2 separate regions of the Homo sapiens genome follow, and region 1 is linked to region 2. A link is an interaction called in ENCODE POLR2A ChIA-PET data of the cell type or tissue named here. Cell type or tissue: OCI-LY7. All regions are shown on one strand.

Region 1 (5,000 bases), 85 kb after region 2:
TCCAGCTTGGATGACAGAGCGAGAATCTGTCTAAAAAAAAAAAAAAGCAGTTACTGGAAGGAGTTACCTTCATCATAGATCACTATTCCTATTTCTCAAGTTTCCACCGACTCCACCTCTCTCCTCAAGGCCAGTCTTGGGCATGCCTTGCCTTTAGATGGCACTTTAGGGCAATCTAATGTGCCCAACAGGAGAGCCTGGTTTGTTAAACGGGAGAGCCTTATCCTGTGAATATCAGTGCTCTATCCAGAACAGGTTCTCTGTGGTCTCAGAGGCAGTCCCCAGCTACCTAAGAAGTTTGGCAAAGCGAATGCACTTCTCAAGGTGCCAAAGCCACTCGGTGGACCCCAGTCTTAGGAGACACCAGACAAGGCTGTAGGGACAGGTGCTGGCTCCGCAATGACACGGGTTCAGTTCCTAACTCGGTATTTCCTGTGTGGCCTTGACGGGTCTCTTAATCTCTTAAATTTCTTGGTCATAAAAAAATCAAAAGAAAAGTGAACCTTGAGGCCATTATGCCAGGGGAAATACGCCAGTCACAAAAAAAGACAAATACTGAATGATTCCACCTGTATGAAGTATCTAGAGGAGCCAACTTCAGAGAGACAGAAAGTGCCACGGTGACTGCCAGGGACGAGGAGAGGAGGGAAATACGAAGTTGTTGTTAAATGGGTACAGAGTTTTGGTTTTGCAAGATGAAAACATTCTGGGGATTCATTGCACAACCACGTAAACGTCCTTGACGCTACTGAAAAGTACGCTAATGGTTAAGATGGTAAATTTTATGCTTTGCGTAGTTTGCCACGATTTAAAATATGTTAAAAAATTTTTTGAAAGAAAGGAAGGGAATTTAGCTAATGCTTCCTTTGCAAGATTGTTTCGAGGATTTGAGGTAAAATGCCAGAGTAAAAAGTAGATGGTGGCCGGGCGCAGTGGCTCACACCTATAATCCCAACACTTGGGGAGACCGAGGCAGGCGGATCACTTGAGGTCAGGAGTTTGAGACCAGCCTGGGCAATTTAACAAGTCCCCCATCTCCATAAAAAATACAAAAGTTAGCTGGGCGTGGCAGTGTGCCTGTAGTCCCAGCCACTCGGGAGGCTGAGGCAGGAGGATCGCTTGAGTCCAGGAGGTAGAGGTTGCAGTGAGCTATGATTGCACCACTGCACCCCAGCCTAGGTGACAGAGTGAGACCCTATCTCAAAAAAAATAAAAGAAGTAGATGCCTAAATAAATGTTAGTTCCGTAGCTGCTGAAGAAGCTCAGGTTTTGGGGGAATTGTAAAGTCCTGCCTTCAGGAAAGGGTGGTGAGGGGTAGAGGTGAGTTCTCACCAACAACTCAGCCAGAGTTTATAGCCTGATACGGCTACATTAATAGAAATACAGTTTCTAGAATGAAGGAGGTGGTGATTCTGCTCATTGGCAGCAAGGAGTCCGTGCCTAGGAAATTCCATTTTTTAAATTTATTTATTTTTCTTCTTTGAAATGGAATTTTACTCTTGTCATCTAGGCTGGAGTGCAATGGCACGATCTCAGCTCACTGCATCCTCCACCTCATGGGTTCAGGCAATTCTCCTGCCTCAGCCTCCCAAGTAGCTGGGATTATAGGCGCCCACCATGCCCAGCTAATTTTTATAGTTTTAGTAGAGACGGGGTTTCACCGTGTTGGCCAGGCTGGTCTCGAACTCCTGACCTCAGGTGATCTGCCCACCTTGGCCTCCCTAAGTGCTGGGGTTACAGGCAAGAGCCACCGCGCCCAGCCGGAAATTCCATTTTAGACTGGAAGCCACAGTATAAGGAAAACAGCTCCTTGGAGTGCATTCAGAGATGACTCCATGGCCAGGACAGGGAGGGGCTCTAACATAAAAAGAACTAGGGGGTTCGGAGACGTTCCTAATCTTGGGGTAGCAGGGAAAGACGGCAGCACCACTGGACAGCAGGAGCAAGAGGAATAATTTCAGGAATCTGGGACGCGAAAAGATAAGGGGGAAGGGTCATGGGGGCATTTGTGGGTTCTGTCCTTGTAGTTCTCAAGAGCCGACCAGAAAGAAAGGCCAGGGGACGGAGCCAGGCTTTTTCTGAGAGACCCCTGTAGACCCCAGCCAAGCATAGAGGCTGGCGAGAGGAAACTTTTTTGTTTTTGCTTCTGAGACAGTCTTGCTCTGTTGCCCAGGCTGGAGTGCAGTGGCACAATCTCAGCTCACTGCAACCTCCCCGTCCTGGGTTCAAGTGATTCCCCTGCCTCAGCCTCCCAAATAGCTGGGACTATGGGCATATGGCTCCCCATCCTGGGTTCAAGCGATTCTCCTGCCACAGCCTCCCGAGTAGCTGGGACTACGGGCATATGGCTCCCCATCCTGGGTTCAAGCGATTCTCCTGCCTCAGCCTCCCGAGTAGCTGGGACTACAGGCATATGGCACCACGCATGGCTAATTTTCTTATTTTTAGTAGAGATAACTCCTGGGCTCAAGCGATCTGCCCACCTCGGCCTCCCAAAGTGCTGAGATTACAGGCACATGCCACCACACCCAGCTAATTATTGTGTTTTTAGTAGAGACGGGGTTTTGCCATGTTTGCCCAGGCTGCTCTTGAACTCCTGGGCTCAAACGATCCACCCACCTCTGCCTCCCAAAGTTCTGGGGTTACAGGCATCAGCCACCATGCCCAGCCAGGAAGCTTATTCCCAGTGGTCTGGCTCTCCAGAGTTGCCACGCTGAAAGATGCTTGCTCTGGAGAGAGTGAGCTCCCTGTCACCAGAGCTATGCAAGCAGATTCAGGCCAGCCCTCCCAGAGAGCATGAGATGGGGAATCACGCACAGAGTGGACCGAAGGAGGGATTGAACAAGAAGGCTCAAAGGGTCCCTTTTGACCCTGAAGTCTAGGATTTCGTGAAGCTACAGGTGAACCCATTGGCATGAGAAGCATCCAGGGAGGAAAGATGCAAGCCCTTGGAATATCGAGAGAATATTTCCAGCAGGAAAAGAAGTGGAAGGTTAAAGGAAAGCCAGAGAAGGGGACGTTGCCCTGGGCCATCAACTAAGAGAAAAGCTGCCCAGAGCCAGGCATGGTGGCGGCGGTGCCTATAGTACCGGCAGTTGGAGAGGCCGAGGCAGGAGCATCACTTGAGCCCATGAGTTTGAGACCAGCCTGGGCAACATAGTGAGACTTTTTTCTCTACAAAAAAGTTTAAAAAAAAAAAAATAGCCAGGTGTGGTGGTGTGCACCTGTGGTCCCAGCTAACCCAGGAGGCTGAGATGGGAGGATCTCTTGGGCCCGAGAGTTCAAAACCAACACCAGAGATGCGGGTCAGAGAGTGGGCTGGTAGGACGGGACCTGGCCAGGCCTGTGGGAGGGTCTGAGTATGAAGGATTCATCCTGGGAGCAGTGAAGAATCGTAGGCGGGATTGAGACATCAGGTTTGAGTTCTAGAAGGATCTCTCTGGCTATACATTGGAGAACAGATGGGAGTGGAAAGACCAGAAGCCAGGAGAGCTGTGGGAGGCTATTGTGTAAGTATGGGGAGAGATGGCATGGGCCTGAGCTGAGGCCATCCCTGCGGAGGTGAGCTGGAGGCGGGCTGGGCAGGAAGAGGAGGGCGCAGACACAGTCCAACACTGGTGCAGGTGGCAGGCATCTGGACCAACACCTTTCCCATCAGGAAACCCCCCAGGAGGAGCAATTTACTAGCTCACTGGCATACAACATTCGTTTTCCCTGGGTGTGTAGTTAGAATGTTCTACGGAGACCTGAAGTGCTCGTTTATTGCTCAACCACTGTGCTCCTGTTATGGAGAAGTAGCAGAGGGGTCGGCACCTGTCAGTTATGTCCGAGCCTCATTCACACCTGTTTGTTGAACATCAGGGCACTGGCATAAATACTCACTGTCCCAATTGGTGACAGTAAAGGATCAGATCTCTTGAGACTTCATGGTCAATAAGAAGCCACAGCTTTACACTTTGAACTGCATGTGAAACCCCGTCCCGTCCGGGGGCTTTCAGCAATTCACAGCCTTTTTGTGGTGAAAAAAAGTGGCCCGCCCACCACCCCTCCGGGGCCTCCTTTCTGAGCAGTGGTGATCCGAGTTGCTGGTGGGTCTCAAACTCCTGGGCTCAAGCTATCCTCTCGCCTTGGCCTACCAAAGTACTGGGACTACAGGCATGAGCTACTGCGCCCGGCTTTGAAGCCAGCATTTCTTTACTACCTACGAGGCCTGCTCAGAGTCCGTGCTCAAAAAGATGTATTGAATGAATATGGGCTTTGACGCACAGGCTGGAGCGCAGTGGCATGTTCTCCTAGCCCACAGTGGGGCTGGGAGGGAGTCATTGAAGTGAGCTGCCCTCTTCCTGTTCACCTGCCTGGTGTTTATGTCACAAGACTGCCCTAGTGGAGGACTCTCCAGGTTGAGGTTAGGGGTTGGAAACCACAGCTGACCCTCACCACGGAGAGTGGGTCTCCATGGAGGCCTTGGCCACTGGTGCAGCATCAGCGTGGGACACGTGGTGGTCAGCATTTGGTCTCCAGCTGTGGTAGCTGTTCCCGACCTCCTTCCTGCAGAGTCAGTGACATGGAGTTACCTCTGGGAGTCGAGATGTTCACTGTAATTGCATGCTGCGGGTAGGGCAGCAGGGCCTTAGCCCATCATCAGCTCCTGGGTCTACTTTGTTCCTCGGGGGACTTGCTCATCTCTGGTGTCCTCAAGCCTGAGTTTTAATGGCCATGCAAGCAGAGAACAAGAGACAAAACCTGGGGCCAAGAAGGGGGTGGAAGATTGGATCAGAGAAAACCCCCCTCCCCCGCCATATAAAACCAGGGACTTCAAAGGCCACACTCTGAAAGTGTAAACTGGCAGGGTGGGGGAAGGAGTCTGCCCTTAAAGGGGAGACGGTGAGGGTTCTCTCTTGTTGGTTCCAGAGGGAGAAGAAAATGAGCCTCCCAAGAGAATTCCTAACCACAGCCACCTCTCCACAGGTCTGGGGCCATGTCGCACATGAGACCCCCCA
Region 2 (5,000 bases):
CGTGCCTCAGCCTCCCAAGTAGCTGGGATTACAGGCGTGCGCCACCACACCTGGCTAATTTTTGTATTTTTAGTAGAGATGAGTTTTCACCATGTTGGCCGGGCTGGTCTCGAACTCCTGACCTCAGATGATCCGCCCCCCTCAGCCTCCAAAAGTGCTGGGATTACAGGCGTGAGCACCATGCCTGGCCTGTGTTCTGAGCATTTTGTCACCAACTCTGGCCATCCAACCTCTAGGATGTCTCAATTCCAGCCACTTGCCTTCACCCAAACTCCTGCCCTACAGTCTGCAGTTCACGGTGGCATGAGTCTAAGTGCTTACAGGGCGGCCAGACTCTTCCTGGCTAATCGCCACCGACCCCTCTGGATTAACCTGTTGAGACGCCACTTCCTGACAGAGAGGTCTTCCTGGCCTCCCCAGCTGGTTTAGGGGACCCTTCCCATGCACACACACACCCTGGCCGGGGACCCTGCCATTCACTTCATCATAATTCCTTGGTAACTGTTTGGCCGAGAGACTGGTTCAGTGCGGTTTTGTCCCTATTTCCTTTATATCCACCCCAGTGCCTGCCATGTGGCAGAAACTCCATAAATATTGCTAAATGAATGCAGAAATTAATGAATCAAATTATTTCTTCAAAATGCTGAGTGTTTTTTTGGTCTCAGGCTCCTACTGTTCCCACTGAACCACCCTCCCGAGGTTGAAGCTTCCCAGTGAGGGCGAGCACTGCAGAGCACTAAGACAAGTCAATTGCAGGAGAACAGAATGTATCTTTTATTGAGTTGTAGCAGTTTAATAGCTGTCTGAACTCTCATTTTACTTTGTTGTCATTCTATAAAGATTTACATGCCTGCATGGACATTTATACAGCACTTAGCATTCGGAGTTGCCCAAACCAGCACATGTGCATCTGAGGACTTCGGCTCTGGGGCCGGCCCTTGGTGTCTGGGATCTGTGTTTGGTTTACCAGACGTCCCGCCGGCGCCCCAAGCCCAGCACACAGGGTAGGATCTCCCTCCACCCCAGCTTATCCCCCACCATCCCCACCCGCCCCACTTCTCCCTTGGTGTTCTGGCTCCTCCCTCTTCTTCATCTTCCACCTTCTATAATTTCCTTCACATTAAAGACACAAAGGCCAGGCATGGTGGTTCACGCCTGTAACCCCAGCACTTTGGGAGGCCGAAGCAGGCAGATCACCTGAGATCACGACTTTGCAACTAGCCTGGCCACATGGTGAAACCTCGTCTCTACTAAAAAAATACAAGACATTAGGTGGGCGTGGTGGTGGGCACCTGTAATCCCAGCTACTTGGGAGGCTGTGGCAGGACAGTCGGTTGAACCCAAGAGGTGGAGGTTGCAGTGAGCCGAGATTGTACTACTGCACTCCAGCCTGGGTGACAGAGCAAGACTGTCTAAAAAATAAATAAAATTAAAAAAAAAAGACACCAAATAAGCATTTAGCAATACAGTAGCATTGAACCCTCATGGTCCTCATGTACCTCTGAGTAGGTTTGGTAGTTCATACCTTGGTGTTTGTTCTTTTCATTTGCCACCAGATCGCTTCTTATTTCTTAGTCAGTTTCGCGAGTACTATCAGACTTGTCTTCCTGGGTATTACTCGGGTCAATGCCTGAGACCCCAGCACCCCTCATGCCCCACACCACACCCCCAGGGCATCAAGAACCAGGCTGAGCCCCAGGGATACAACAGCCAGCTCAGTTCCTGCCCTCAGACTATAGAGGCTGGTGGGAATATGGGCATTAAAAAGTAATTGCGACCGGGTGCAGTGGCTCACACCTGTAATCCCAGCACTTTGGGAGGCTGAGGTAGCTGAATTACCTGAATTACTTGAGCCCAGGGGTTGAAGACCAGCCTGGGCAACACGGTAAAACCCCGTCTCTACAAAAGATACAAAAGTTAGCTGGGCATGGTGGCGTTCGCCTGTAGTCCCAGCTGCTCAGGAGGCTGCGGTGGGTGGATCACCTGAGCCCAGGAGATCAAGGCTGCAGTGAGCCAAGATCACGCCACTGCACTTCAGCCTGGGTGACAGAGTGGGACCCTGTCAAATTAAAAAAAAAAAAAAATTAGAAAAAAGAAGAAGAAAAAGTAATTGCACAAATAACTGAATTTTAGGTGCGATAAGCAAAGCCCACTGGGCAATGAGAGTATAGAATAAGGTGAATCAAGCAGGACAGAGGCAGCTGCCCTCAGGTGGCACCAACTGGGGCCAGGAGAAGAAGCCACAGGAAGCAGTTTTCTGACCAGAGAAAGCAGCAGCAGGGAGGAGCTGGGACAGGAAGGAGACCAGCAGGTGGGGAGAATGTCGGGTCAATGGGGCTTAGTGAGCAGAAGAGGAAAAGGACCCAGCAGCAGCCAAGCCCTGCAGCAGCCAGACGGAGACACTGAAGTAGTCAGAGGGGCTGTGAATAATGACTCTGGGGATCGGGCGCAGTGGCTTACTCCTATAATCACTGTACTTTGGGAGGCTGAGGCAGGAGAGGTATTTGAGGCCAGGAGTTCGAGACCAGCCTGGGCAACATAGCAAAACCCCCCATCTCTTTAAAAAAAAAAAAAAAAAAAAAGATGAACAAGTAAAATATGCAGCCTCTGTCTCTAGTTCAAGACCAGCCTGGCAACATAGCAAGACCCTCCCATCTCTTTAAGAAAAAAATAAACAAGTAAAATAGGCAGCTTCTGTCCCTTACTGTAATGAAATGAGAAATGTCTCTGCTCTTAAAATGTAATGTGACCCTCTCAGGTAGCTGGGAATATTCTGGAATGACCGCTTCTAACAGGCTCTTGCATAGCTGGAATTTTACTGAGTTCTAAGCAAAATTATGACAGTATGCATAATTCGTCAGTAATTAACCTTGTGTGGGTGACTTGCTCTTGCTTCTTGATACTTTTCATTTTTTTTTTTTTTTACAATGAGTATGTATTTATTTCTACAATGGTGGAGAACATAAATTAGTAAAATATTCAACTTGCAATCTTAGTTTCTGAATAGGCCTTATTAATGTATTGCAGATAAGAACTTAGTCAACTAGTTGTAGGGTAAAACACAAGTGTGACTTCTCTGTTCCAGAAACATCTTAGTAATGTTTTTGGGGGTTTTTGTTTGTTTTTTATTTTTTAGCAGCGGGGTCTCTGTTGCCCAACCTGGAGTGCACTGGTACCATCATAGCTCATTTAACCGCCTCCTGGCTCAAGTGATCCCCCTGCCTCAGCCTCCTGAGTAGCAGGAACTACAGGCACACGCCACCACACCTGGCTAATTTTTAAATTTTTTGTAGAGATGGGGTCTTGCCATGTTGCCAAGGCTGGTCTCAAACTCCTAGGCTCAAGCAATCCTCCCGCCTCGGCCTCCCAAAGTGCTGAGATTACAGGCGTGAGCCACCACACCCAGCCTAGTAATGGTGTATTTTAAAGAGTTCCTAGGTAGAAGAAAAAGACTAGGCACTCCAGAACTTCTGTGCTTTGGTTGCAAAGTTCACTGGAAGCATCTCTTTGCAAGTTGTCCTTGCCTCTGTCTGTGACCTGCTATCAGAACCGTATTTTACTGCTTGCTGAGATGCAGTTTAGTTCCTACAGACACAAACCCTTCAAATATAAAGGCAGTGCCTGGAAGGGTTTATTTTAAGATTTAAATCTTAGGAAGCACATTACCAGTGATATAAAATATTCATTGACTCATGAAACACTGCTAGAAGTCGCTGTTTCGTGACTGACTCGTCTCCCTTTATTTCCATAGGTTAACTGGTCTGCCTTTGTGAAAAGTAGATGTAGGTTTTTCGGAAGTCCTAAAAGAGAGCTGGCTGGAAAGAGTGCATTTGTAGGCCATTCCATTTTCAGAGCCTGCTCCCAAATGCCTGTGCTCTGAGGTCCTCCCCCTGGGAGAGGTTTCATTTTGGATGTAGGAAAACCATCTCTCCTGGTGACTATCCTTGTCGGCCTAGCATCTGAGAATCTAGAAATAAAATGGAATGTCATCATTTTTGAGAACTGCTTTTTAATGCTCCTCCAGGAGAATAAAATAGCAGTCTGGTTCTTGGTGCCTGCTACTTTCAAGTGAGGACACATTACAGGTTAAAATTAGAAAACACTGTTCTTTTATACTTCTTTCTCCACTGCCTGCCCCTCACTCAAAGATCCCACATTAAGACTCCTGGAAAAAAAGTTGAAGAAATCAGCCTGGCGTGGTGACTCACGCCTATAATGCCAGCACTTTGGGAGGCCGAGGCAGGCGGATCACCTGAGGTCAGGAGTTCAAGACCAGTGTGACAAACATGGTGAAACCCCGTCTCTACTAAAAATAGAAAAATTGGCCGAGCATGGTGGCGTGCACCTATAATCTCAGCTACTCGGGATGCTGAGTCACGAGAATCGCTTGAACCTGGGAGGCGGAGGTGGCAGTGAGCCTAGATCATGCCACTGCACTTTAGCCTGGGCAACAGAGTGAGACTCTGTCTCAAAAAAAAAAAAATGACAAAATCTTATGATTTCGTTAGAAATAGCCCCTGGTTTTCATGCCAAGAAGTTCATCAATGTGCCACTTGGTAGCCTTCTCGAAGGTGATAGAAATGTGGCCATTGCAGCCTGATTCTGTACGGTGACTCCAGTCCACGTATTCCAGGTCTCCAGGTGTTGGCAAACAAGACCTGGGACCCAGGGCCCCTCCGGAGAGCTCCCTGTAACTTCAGTAGCAGGAGACATGCGGGATCCCTTTACAAATCCTCAGTTTGCCTTCATAAAACATTTTCATTCATGTGATTAAGAAGTAATCACAGGCCCCAAACAAAACAGGACAGAAAGAGGAACTGGGTCTGGAAGAATAAAGCCCTGTGGGTGGCGGATAATGTGCTGACTCCTGTCCAGGATACAGGTCCCTGGCCCTAAGCTGGTCCTGAAACAGCCTCGGGGGACGAGGCTGTATGCTCTGTCCCAGTTACACTCAGGCTCCGGCATTAGGGAAATTGGAAACCAGGCATGGAAGCAGCGTC

What was found. ChIA-PET counts read pairs that join two places held together with the same protein. Peaks named below come from ENCODE experiments on the same cell type or tissue, not always from the same donor. Only the 100,000 strongest peaks of a DNase experiment are listed, where the experiment ranks them.
Region 1: POLR2A ChIA-PET joins it to region 2 with 5 read pairs; 5 of 35 experiments call an interaction of 5 or more read pairs at or near these places.

The regions. Positions count from the first base shown.
Region 1 is chr7:102,160,146-102,165,145 of GRCh38, forward strand. The region is part of intron 9 of CUX1 (cut like homeobox 1); the gene reads left to right. Among named protein-coding and RNA genes, the nearest start is that of SH2B2, 120 kb to the right of the region's middle. RefSeq lists enhancers at 2,940-3,835, 3,836-4,729. In OCI-LY7, no CTCF peak of the experiment used is centred here; no DNase peak of the experiment used is centred here.
Region 2 is chr7:102,074,968-102,079,967 of GRCh38, forward strand. All of the region lies in intron 4 of CUX1 (cut like homeobox 1), which reads left to right. Among named protein-coding and RNA genes, the nearest start is that of SH2B2, 210 kb to the right of the region's middle. In OCI-LY7, no CTCF peak of the experiment used is centred here; a DNase peak (open chromatin) is centred at 2,304.